2 separate regions of the Homo sapiens genome follow, and region 1 is linked to region 2. A link is a contact called in ENCODE Hi-C data. All regions are on one chromosome and are shown on one strand. The core of a region is the stretch at or near the end of the contact, and the rest is flanking DNA. Distances in the headings are between cores, read along the strand shown.

Region 1 (5,781 bases), core at 2,876-5,375, 1.0 Mb after region 2:
ATCAGAGGATCGCTTGAGCCCAGGAGCACGAGATCAGCCTGAGCAACACAGTGAGACCCTCATCTCTACAAAAGATACAAAAACAGGCTGGGCACGGTGGCTCATGCCCATAATCCCAGCACTTTGAGACGCCGAGGTAGGCAGATTACCTGAGGTCAGGAGTTAGAGACCAGCCTGACCAACATGGTGAAACCCCCGTCTCTACTAAAAATACAAAAATTAGCCGGGCGTGGTGGCGGGCACCTGTAATCCCAGCTACTCGGGAGGCTGAGGCAGGAGATTCACTTGAACCCAGGAGGTGGAGGTTGCACTGAGCTGAGATCATGCCACTGCACTCCAGCCTGGGTGACAGAGTGAGACTCCATCTCAAAAAAAGGAAAAAAAAAAAAATTAGCCAGGCGTGGTGGTATGCGCTTGTAGTCCCAGCTATTTGGGAAGCTGAGGTGGAAGAACGCAGTGAGCTACGATCCCAGCACTGCACTGCAGCCTGAGCAACATAGCGAGACCCTGCCTCCTAAAAACAAAAACAAAAAAAAACACTGTCTCCTGGATCCATCAGTAAACCCCAAAACTGCACAGGAAAGTGTGCAATCAACATAAGTGCGAATTACAAAATATACTGGCAGGTCCATTTTTCCAGATTAAACTGTAAAAAAAAAAAGGAAATCCAACTAGTCAATCATTAGTCCAATAATAATTCCTTGAATTGCTAAATTTTAGTGTTTTATTTCCTCAACATTTCCACAATTTTTTTTAAGACAGGGTCTCATTCTGTCACCCAGGCTGGACTGTGTGATCTTAGCTACTGTAACCTCCACCTCCAGGGCTCAAGAGATTCTCCCACCTCAGCCTCCCAAGTAGCTGGGACCACAGGCACAAGCCACCACGCCCAGCTAAGTTTTATATTTTTTTCGTAGAGACAGGGTTTCACCATGTTGCCCAGGATCCTCTGGAACTCCTGCGCTCAAGTGATCTGCCTGCCTTGGCCTCCCAAAGTGCTGGGCCCCTGTAATCCCAGCTACTCCGGAGGCTGAGGCAAGAGAATTGCTTCAGCCCGGGAGGCGGAGGTTGCAGTGAGCCGAGATCGCATCACTGCACTCCAGCCTGTGCGGCAGAGCAAGACTCCGTCTTGGAAAAAATAAATAAATAAATAAATAATAGTAATAGGATCCTTTCACTTCAGAATATTCAAATGGAAAAGGTTCATATTAGGAATAGCTCCTCCAACAAAAGAAATTGCTGTTTCTAAGCACTGATAGCATGAGACCAAAACTCAATAGCAATTCTCCACTAAAGAAAATTTTTTAAAAATAAAGCACTAACACAATGAGCACTTATCCATTCCATTTCCAAAAACAACTTACCTTCTGCACCTTCCTTTTGCAGATTTGAAATCCAGATTCTCACACAATCACTGGCCATCTCTTCTGTTTCATTCAACAGCATACACACCAGAGTGTCTCTTACTATTATATACATCAGTAGAGGCCGGGCGAGGTGGCTCATGCCTGTAATCTCAGCACTTTGGGAGGCCAAGGTGGGTGGATCACCTGAGGTCAGGAGTTTGAGACCAACCTGACCAACATGGTGAAACCCCATCTCTACTAAAAATACAAAATTAGCCAGGCGTGGTGGCACATGCCTGTAATCCCAGCTACTTGGGAGGCTGAGGTAGGAGAATCACTTGAACCAGGGAGGTGGAGGGTGCAGTGAGCAGAGATTGTACCACTGCAGCCTGGACAACAAGAGCGAAACTCTGTCTCAAAAATAAATAAATAAATAAATAAATAAAATACATCAATAGAAAGCACACTCACCTTATTCTGCTTTCTAATTATGAAAACAGGAGTGCAGGCCGGGCACAGTGGCTCACGCCTGTAATTTCAGCACTTTGGAAGGCCAAGGCAGTAGGATCGCTTGAGCCCAGGAGTCTGAGACCAGCCTAGGCAGCACAGCAAGACCCTGTCTCTATTAAATAAGTAAACAAACAAACATAAACAGAAGTGCAAATGCCCTAATCCAAAATTATTTTTAAAAAAGATACTTGAGGCCGGGCACGGCGGCTCATGCCTGTAATCCCAGCCCTTTGGGAGGCTGAGGCGGGTGGATAACCTGAGGTCAGGATTTCAAGACCAGCCTGGCCAACATGGTGAAATCCCGGCTCTAGTTAAAAAATACAAAAATTAGACCAGCATGGTGGCGCACGCCTGTAGTCCCAGCTACTTGGGAGGCTGAGGCGGGAGAATCGCTTGAACCCAGGAGGCGGAGGTTGCAGTGAGACGATATGGCGCCACTGCACTCCAGCCTGGGTGACAGAGTGAGACTCCGTCTCAAAAAAAAAAAAAAAGATATTTGAGATTAAATAATACAGAATAACTGCTCTCATCTTTCCCCTCAAACACCATACTTCAATATGAAATTTTAAATGGCTTTTTTCCCCAAATGGGAAAGAAGGATTCCTGGGTCTTGATGGGAGAGCAAGCAAGTTTAAGAGTAAAACATACTAATAAGCCATTGCAAACAGGTGAGATACGATCAGAGCGTGTGCTGTTGCAGGAAACAGAATGGAAAGCCGTGAATGGGAGTCTCTGCACTTCATATCTGCAAAAGAAGAGAATAAAAAGGTTAACTCCAGACTTAGAACAGGTTCTCTTCCCCTGTTGAAAGCAGAGCCCAAAAACATTTTAAATCAAAAAATGAAAATGTGGTTAAGCCAAATTTGTAGATGAACTCAACCTTCTTGTCCTTAATACATAAACTGAATCCCAGGTGTTAGAAGTTACTTGAACATTTTTATGCTACACCACCTTGACATTAAAGGATTTTTTAAAAATCTCCAATCTCTTCTTTAAACTTTTCTTAAACTATCATTAAAATTAGCAAAATATGCTTCTCTGTTGAATGGTTAACCTAACGGGAATGACTTCTAACCGTAAGAATTACAGTTAAAAGGTTCATTTTAACAAATGCTCTTCCCCCTGTAAGGAGTGACAGGTAACCTTTTGGGAACCCCAATGTACACACCCCTTTCTCCAATCCCGCTAAAGTTAAACGTTAGAGGACAGACAAGTGCCTCCTCGCAAGCAATGCCCCCCGCCCCCCCGTCCCCCCGTCCAACACTCCGTTCTCTGCAAAAATCCATCTGCATCTTGCATTAACCCACCCGCCCAGTGACGGTGACTCCAGGCCAAGTCGCAGAAGAAGACCAGGCGTGAGGGGTGAGACCTGTGAGCCCATCTGCACCTGCACCCTCCCACCTGGTGGCACACCTGCCCCGCAGGCGCCCACCTGGGGCCGGGACCGCCCTCTCCCGGTCTCGCGCGCCTGCCCCACTCGGAGCGCGCGCCACGCGCCGCGCAGGACCAGAGGGCGGGGCCCCGGGCAGCGGGGAAGCGAGGGCTCGGGGAGAGGGGGCCGCCCGGGCTCACTCCCTCCCTGGGGACCCAGCGGACCGGAGGGTGCTGGGGGCGGGCGCGGTACCTTTTGGACAGATCCATGAGGACCCCGGAGAAGAGCTTCTCCCCGAAGCGGAACGACACGACAAGCGCGTCCTCAATGATGTGGTCCAGCGTGACCCGCACCTCCGAGCCCGGGATCAGTTGCGACACCGTGGAGTCCCCGCCCGCCGGCGGCACGAGCGCCGGGGCTACGGGCTGAGGCAGCGGCGGCTCCTCGCGCTCCTCGGGAGCCGGGGGCTGCTCCGGCGGCGATGCAGGAGAAGGTGGAAGTTCCGGCCCTCCCTGAGGCGCGGCTGCCGCCGACTCCGCCACCCGAACGGACAGTTTCTCCTCAGCCTCCAGCTCCGGCCCCACCGCCTCTGGGCTGCGGGCGAGCTCCCCCGGCGGCGGCGGTGGCGGCGGGAGCGGCGGCTCGTCGGCCTGAGGAGCGGATTGCTGCCCGTCAGTCTCGCCATCCGGCACAGACGCTTCAGTGGCCGTGACCGGGAGGGGGTCAGTGCCGGCCTCACTGCCGGGGATGGGCTCCATCTCCGGCTCGGCCTCGCCGGCGCCCCCCTCCCCGGGGGACGCTGCAGTCGCTGCCGCCTCTGCAGCCACGGCCGCCATTTTCTTCCTAGCTTCTCCCTCCTCCAACTCCGGCTGCAGCGGCGGCGGCGACAGCGCTGCTTGGTTCCCTGGGCCTTCCCCTCCCTCCCGCGAACACTTTCGTCCCGCCCTTTCCCTGATGCTCGTTTCTGGCACCTCGCCATTGGTTGCATTCTACACCCCTCCCGCACTTTTGATATTCCATTGGCCAGGGATGGACGTCTATCATCTAGTCAGTCCATCCTTCCCACGCAGAGTAGGAACTTCTCATTGGCCAGATGTGTTGTCAAGTGTGGAATCTGAGTGGAGGAATAGGGGGCGGAATCAAAGGGGGCGGGGGAAGTCACAAAAGAGGAGCCATATACTCATCGCCTCTTGCTATTGGCTGGAAGAGGAAATAAAGTTTTATGGTTGGCCTACGCTCCTGCCCATTATCAGCCAGGTCTTTGGAGGTGGGAGAAAGGATGGAATCATGTGGCGTGCCACTTCTTTCAAAGGCGGCCGAGGGGAGGAGTAACAAGGGAATGCGGGAGGGGAACCGCTTCCCAAGAATCTCTGCGCAGAGATCCTTAGAATAAATGTTATTTCTAGGCGCGGACTTCTTGCGGCCGCGTGTGGGCACGACAGGCTTCTTTGGGAAAGACAACTAAAGTTTGAAATACAATCCTACAGACACTTTTTGAGTGCCTACTATGCTAGTCACTGCACTAGGTGCTGGGGAATGGAATGTTCAAGACGTTCTCCATAACCTCATAGCAGCGGGCTCCAGCGGCCATGAGGAGTACGAGGAGTATTTTCCTTGACTTCTAGGAGTATGATGAGTATTTTCCTTGACTTCTCTCCACTTCCTAGGAACAAAGCACCTATTTATTAATATTTCAGAAATAGGAAAATGCTCATGAAAGAAGAGAGACACCATCCTCACTGGATTAAACTGATGACTGTTCCAGGAAGGAGTCTTGAGACATTGCTGGACTGATATGTGAACACTGCTTGTTCTCTCCAAATCCACTTGCAAAGTGGACGCACCTGGTCCCTGCTAAAGCCTTTTTCTTTCCTGGCTTCTCCAATGCCACGAGAACAAAAGATCTCTCACTTCAGTGTCCTGACGCCCCTACTTCTCTTACTTCCACATCAAGTCTTTTCGTTTGTCATCTCTGGAAGAATCTACTGAACCTATTTCTCTCAAATGGCACCACAGAGTCAGCCTTTTTTCTGGGAGAATGCCTGCAGGAGAGAGGGTAGAAAAACTGCTAGCAATGAAAGTAAAAAAAATAAAGTCCTGAAGAATAATTACAGCTAGTGTCTTTTGAGTACCATGTACCAGGCACTAATACAAACACTATAGCATATCATCTCAATCCTTAAAATTTTGAGGCACAAAGAGGGTGCCCAAGGTTACTCGGCTGGTAAATTGCATAGTCAGAATTTCAGTTTTACATGGAAAAGACTGAAAATAGCAATAAACAAATATCACCATATGCTCTGCCTATTTCAAACCAAGTGGCTCGTGGGGAAAGGCCAGTAGAAGATCCCAATCAGGGAAGTTTCAGAATATCATTTAAAAATACAGAAAGAAACAAATGTACTTAGTGTTCATTTTGTACCAGAGATTTTCCCAAAACTCTCACTTAAAATCCTGTGACTTAAATCTTCTCCCTTTTTTACAGATGAGGAAGCCAAGCCTTAGCCATGTTAAACATCCTAAGCGGGCCAAGCGCGGTGGCTCAAGCCTGTA
Region 2 (5,740 bases), core at 3,180-5,679:
AGTTTGGTCTGAGCCGCCCCCGCTGGCTTTTAGAGTTAGAGTCCCAGCCCACCTGCGGTGGAGCAACTAGCTTCTTGACTGCCCTGAATTTTGTGACATAGAGCCCCCCGTGGCCCAAAATCAAGAAACTTACTTGTTTTGTCATGGAGTCAATGAGGCGCACGTAGAAATCCTGCTCCGTCCTTATCCCTAGGGTTGGAAATGGGGGAAGGGAGGAGAATTAAGTGAGAGGTTACGGAGGGTGGGTGGACAATAATTAACAACAACAAAAAATAACAACAAAACCCCCACACACATATCACGAAAGGGGCTCCAAGGCTGATTGGAACTCCCACTGTCCTGGAAAATACAGCCACGATCTCCCTTCCCCAGTGTCCAGAGAGGTGCTGCTGGCCTTGCCTTAGCGCTCCTGGAAGCCAGACGCCAAGTTCTGCAGCTGGGACTGGGATGGGGGTACCCCGACTTGTCTGTTCTCACGGCAAGAGTCCCTCTGCTCTCGCACACAGCCTTCAAGGCCATGACCCTTCAGCCCCTAAGCCCAAGGGGCCATGGGCCTGCAGCCTGGGCCAAGCCAAAGGAACAGGCCTCAGGAAGGGGAGGAAGAATGAAAGTGGCTCAGGGAGGGATGAGGCACTACACCTGGCCCCAGGTAAACGCGAGACCGATAAGGCTCTTGGGCCACTAGGAGCCTCCTCAGGTGAAACCTCCTGGGGCGAAATTTAGGAGAGGCTGGTTCACCTCAAATAAAGCGGATGACTGACCTTCGCTGGAGGATTTCGTCCACCTGGAGCTCCCTGCGCCCCCTGCCCAGACCCGGAGCCCCAGGGTGAGGCCATAGACCCGACCCGGGCCTCACCATTGCTGTAGAGAAGCTGAAGCCGGTAGTGAATTCCGTTATTGGTCTTTTCGCTGTTGGCTTCCTGGGTTGCATCAGGACGCAAAGACACAAGAGATGCAGGAGAGAGGTCTGCGTGAGCGAGTGGACCAACTTTCGAGGCAACTTTCCCCAAGCCGGGACCCCCGCTGGCGAGCCAGGCAGCCACGGTAGCAGCAGAAATTGTGGCCAATTGTGATCCCTCCTCCGCCCCCTGTTCCTGACTGCTCCCTCTCTCCCAAAAGAAAATTCCGTCGGGCGCACACAGGCTATCCTCTTTCCAGGGCCTAGGGGCTCGTGCCCCGGCCACCAGAGGCAGGCGGTGCGTAATCTGGTAGTGGAGGGCGGGTTCATTCCGGGTGCCCATGGCTGTGGATTGTAGAGCCAGGCTTGCCTCTCTCTAGCTCTGGGGGCTCCGTGCGAACTTTTCTGGAGAAGGAGCCAGTGGACCAGGACCCTGGGTTCGTCTGGGATGGGAAGTGGCTTGGGGGACCCCCACATAGAAGTGTGTTATGGATGCTTTGCACTCAAGGAAGGGCGCGCTGCCCAAGGCTCCCGGGCCTGCTCCCGAGCCGAGCCGGGGACGAGGGGCGACAGCGCTGCGCCCACTTACTTTTTCCTTCTCCACGAACCCCACAAACGCTGTCCTCTCGATCTCCACGGGCTGGCCCTGTCTGTCGTAGAGGGCCAGGACGAAGTGGAAGAAGTTGGATTTCCGCAGATTGGAAGGCGGCTGCTTCTCAAAGTGAGCCCGGGCCAGACCCACCCCGCTGCGGCCAAAGACGCAGAGTTAGATGGCTAAACCGGACGCCGACCCGCGCCCCTTGTCACCCTGTACACACACTCGAACCCTCAAACACCCACCTCCTCTTCCCCCAAAACATCCAGTGGGCGCTCTTCACGCCCCTTCAGGCGACATAGACCCAGCTGACAACGGGACACACATGTCCCCTCATGTCCTCGTCCTCTCCGCCAAGGACGGGTGCGTCCTCAGAACTCGCTGAAGAGGTGTGAAAGTTTTGTTTGGGTTTTGCGCGCGAGATGAAACTCTATAAGCATTTACTCCTACCTGACACGCACTGCGTGGGGAGGAAGAAAAGTGGCGGTGGATGAAGTGAACCCACCTTCGCGGAGTAGAACCCACAGTTATATTCCGGCACCCCTCGAATCTCACGTCTCAGCTAGCAGGGCAGGTGGGAATGGATGGAAAACATGCTCGGCGTCTCGCCGCAGCAGCCACCCTCCAGGAACCCCTCAAGCTCTGGCCAACTGCGAGTGCCCGGCCTTGGGAAGCCACATCCCCCCACCACCAAAAAGCATGTGGAGAAGGGTCCGAGGGCGGGGCTCAGAACTGTCGCGGGTGGTCGCTGTGAAAAAGGGAAGAGGGGTGTTTTCTTAAAGACCTGTCCTAACAAAGTTTCGCTGTTCCGCAGAAATCCTCACACTCATTCCAGAAATCCTAAAGGCCAGGGCTGCTGGCTCAGTGCGCCGGCCGGCGATGGGAGGCTGGAGCGCCTGGGGCGCCAGGCGGCCACTGACAGCCGGACCTGCCCAACACAAGCGCGCACAGGCACACACACACACATAGAAGAACACACACGAGCGCCCCGCGCACACACTTTCACTTCCAGCCCAGTTACCCAATTCACTCTCACTACCACCCACCCCCATCCTAATACTCAGTGGGGATGGGAACAGTGTTGGGGACACTTGTCCCCAGCCCAGGGAAGCTGGAGATGATGTAATTAGTCATCTTCCTTCTTCCCCTTCCGCACTCTGAGTCCGATAGGGCCTGGGGCCACCAGATCTCCCACTGTCCCAAGCTCAGCTGGTGGCTTAATGGGGGGAAAAAGGCCATTTCTCACTTGGGACCAGGAGCCTGGGAAAGAGCCTTGGGTGTGCCCAGGAAAGTTCCCTCAGGTCAACCTCCAAGGGCAATGCCTCCAGGCCACACAGTCTAGTGTCTAGGGAGCTGCGAGTGAGAGAAGGGCTGGAAGGGGCCATGGTGACAGGGGCTGGAGAAGACTTTTGGGAGATATCAGAATTAAAGTTGGGAGTTGCTATTCTACCGGTAGACTAAGAAAAAACTGAAAGACAGAGAGGGAGGGAAGGAGAACGAGATAGCAGAAATAAGAGAAGACTCAGGGGAGAAATGGGACGAAAAAACAGGAAAGCCAGAGAGGTAAGGAAAGGAGAAAGAGGAGAAAGGAGGGAAGCTGAAGAAAGAAGAGAAAGAAAATGGAGAGAGGAAGGGAGGAAGGAAAAGAGTGAGGGAGAAATTAAGGGAAGGTGGGGGAAAGAAATGAGAGAAGGAAATGAAAGAAAGAAGAAAGAAAAGAAGGCAGGAAGAGAGACAGGAAAGAACGAAGAACGAAAGAAATGGAAGGAGGGAAGAGGGGAAGAAAGGAAGAGGAAGGAGAAGAGAAGAAAATAAAGGGGGGAGAAAGGAAAGAAGGAAGAAAGAAAAAAGAAAGGCAGGAAGAGGAAAGAGAAAGAAAAAGGAAAAAGAAAAGGAGGAAAGAAAAAAAGAAAGAAAAAGAAAAAAGAAAGAAAAAGGAAGGAAGGAAGAGAAAGAAAGAAAGAAAAAAGAAAAGAGGGAAAGGAAGAGCGAAGGGAAAGAAGAAAAGAGAGCCGGCCGGAAAAGAAAGAGCAATCACATAAAAACATAAAACACAGATCTCCAACATGCTGTGTTGAGACGCCTCTTCTGGGTTAAAACAAAATGAAAACAGTCACAGACGAGGCAGGGGAAAGTGCTGGCAAAGCGTGGGCTCCTCGCAGACAGCTCCAGGTCCTCCGGCCGCAGGCGACGAAGGCAGAGCGGCTGGAGAGCGCGGAGCCCCGGCGGAGAGCGGAGCGCAGCGGCTGCGGACTCACCCCGCCGCCCGGCCCCGCGGCAGCAGCTGCCGCTGCCGCTGCCGCCTCCGCCTCCCGGCTCTCCCGCTCGCGGCTCACCTCGGCCGCGGTCCCCGCGCAGTACCCACCTCTGCGCCGCCGTGTTGGCGTCCAGCACCCCGGCGCCCTGCATCCACGTCCGCACCGCGTTCATGCCGCTGCCCAGCGGCTCTTCCTTCATGCTGCTTCCACTCCGTTGGATGCTTTCCTGAATCCCAAACATGAAAACAACCTTTTCTTGTGGAAAATCTCCTCCCCCTTGAAAAAAATTAAAAAAAAAAAAAAAGGAAAGAAAAGAAAGAAAAGAAAAGAAACAAAAACGCCAACCAGAGATTTTTTTTTTTCTCAGACGATGAACTCGCACTTAGAAGATCAAGGCGGGCTGGAAAGCAAATTTTTAAAAAATGTAAACCTCTGCTCAAAACTGAGCGATAACCCGAAAAAAAGAAGAAAGGGAAAATCCAACGAAAAGACCAAAATAATAAAATTAGAGATGTATGCTTGGCTGTTGGGGGTTGTTTGGTTGGTTGATTTTTGGTTTGGGTGCTTTTTTTTTTTTTTTGCTTTTTTTTTTTTTTTTTTGTAATGATCACAGGCCGGTGGAGGACAGGAGGGGCTGGAGTTTCCTTTTGTAGAGGTACCCTTCACTTGAAGAAGCAGGAAGAAAAAAAAAAAAAAAAAAAAAAAAAAAAAAAAAAAACCCTGATGGCAATTTAAGAAACAATAGACTCAACTCGCGCTGCCGGCTTTGCTACTTCAAGTGTCATTTTCCACAACCAGGCAAGTTTTTTCCTCTCTCTCTCTTTTTTTTTCCTCCTTCTCTCCCAACCAAAGATGTTTCTTTCCTTTGCGTGTAGATGAGGAGGACGCTGGTTGCCGTAGACAGATACACCAGAGAGGGTGGGGGGAAGGGGAGAGAGGGAGAGAGGAAAGGGGGGGAGGGAAAGAGAGATAGAGAGGAGAGGGAGAAAGAGAGAGGGGTGGACCCTGCTGGATGGAGATTCTGTTTTCTCCTTGCTAAAATAGAAGTGATTTGCAGGCTTTCCCTATGGAATCCAGTTTGACTTTCCCCAGAGCTAAACACAGGCACACTAACCCCAAAGGGAGGAGGCGGGGCCCGCGCATCGAGGCCCCGCCCCTTCATTTGCATAACGTCATCTTTCCGCCCACCGCAGCCAATCGCGGCCCGGGAGCCGGCTCGCTGGCGGCGCCAGGCCACGCTCTCTCATTAACATCCCGCTCCCGGTGGCGCAGGGGAGCCGGCCAAAGTTCCTCGCAAAGTGGCGAGCGAAGGAGCGCTGAGCACTGACGTCTGGGCTGGGGAGGAGCGGGTCCGAGCGAGGACGGAGAGGGGACAGAGGGAAAGGGAGGCGGGTGTCTTCCTCAGGAATTTGAGCTGGGGATCTGCATCCTGGCCATTGCAGTCCTTTAGCATCCTCGCCGCGCCCTGAGCGCGCTGGAGGCTCGCAGGCTGCGCCCTCCCAGGGCTGATGCCGCGTCCTGCTCCGCCGTTCTGGGACGTCGGGGACAAAAGTGGAGGAGACGGGAGAGCCCGGGCAGAAAAAGCAGGACGCGCGTCCCAGGTGCCCACCTCTTCGCTTTGAGGCGGGGGCGGTGGGATGGAATATGGGTGCGCGAGGTCGGGGCTGGTAACTCTCGGAGGGGCACGGCCTCCACGCTGGGAGGGATGAATGGACGCTGGGCCCCGGCAAATGAGGCGCTGTGGGTCCCCAGGAAGTGGGGTACCAGGCTCTACTCCCACCCCGGCCTCTGAAACGCTTCTCTCTCGGCCGCTAGCCTAGAGGCTGCCAGGGTTGGGCACTGTTCTCACTCACACGCTCACCTCTCTCGGGCAGTCCTCGAGATATGTGAATGGTGGAATGAATGCTCTCACTGGGGCTGTGTCAGGATGCGTTTTTAAATTTTCTCAAATTAAATGCCAACCCCTCATTCCCCACCCCAAGTAGTTGG

The links. Hi-C counts contacts between places; a loop is a spot of excess contacts on that map. Pooled maps may share reads with other maps.
Region 1: a loop to region 2 is called in a map of CD8-positive, alpha-beta T cell, with 2.6 times the contacts of the local background. The contact joins the promoter of PWWP2A here to the promoter of EBF1 in region 2. A Hi-C loop is called at or near these places in 3 of 168 maps with a recorded cell type or tissue (CD8-positive, alpha-beta T cell and naive thymus-derived CD4-positive, alpha-beta T cell) and 7 of 50 pooled maps.

The regions. Positions count from the first base shown.
Region 1 is chr5:160,115,325-160,121,105 of GRCh38, forward strand. It overlaps PWWP2A (PWWP domain containing 2A), which reads right to left and starts at 4,126. Exons shown (of 2, transcript NM_001130864.2): 1 at 3,481-4,126. The coding sequence starts at 4,064. RefSeq lists silencers at 3,122-3,541, 3,662-3,841, 3,942-4,041, 4,202-4,251 and an enhancer at 3,678-4,177.
Region 2 is chr5:159,095,487-159,101,226 of GRCh38, forward strand. EBF1 (EBF transcription factor 1) reads right to left here and starts at 4,430. Exons shown (of 16, transcript NM_024007.5): 1 at 3,859-4,430; 2 at 1,488-1,644; 3 at 857-920; 4 at 134-189. The coding sequence starts at 3,992. It overlaps LINC02202 (long intergenic non-protein coding RNA 2202), which reads left to right and starts at 4,997. Exons shown (of 3, transcript NR_109890.1): 1 at 4,997-5,352. RefSeq lists enhancers at 279-1,172, 2,067-2,960, 4,710-5,338, 5,339-5,740 and a silencer at 3,603-3,892.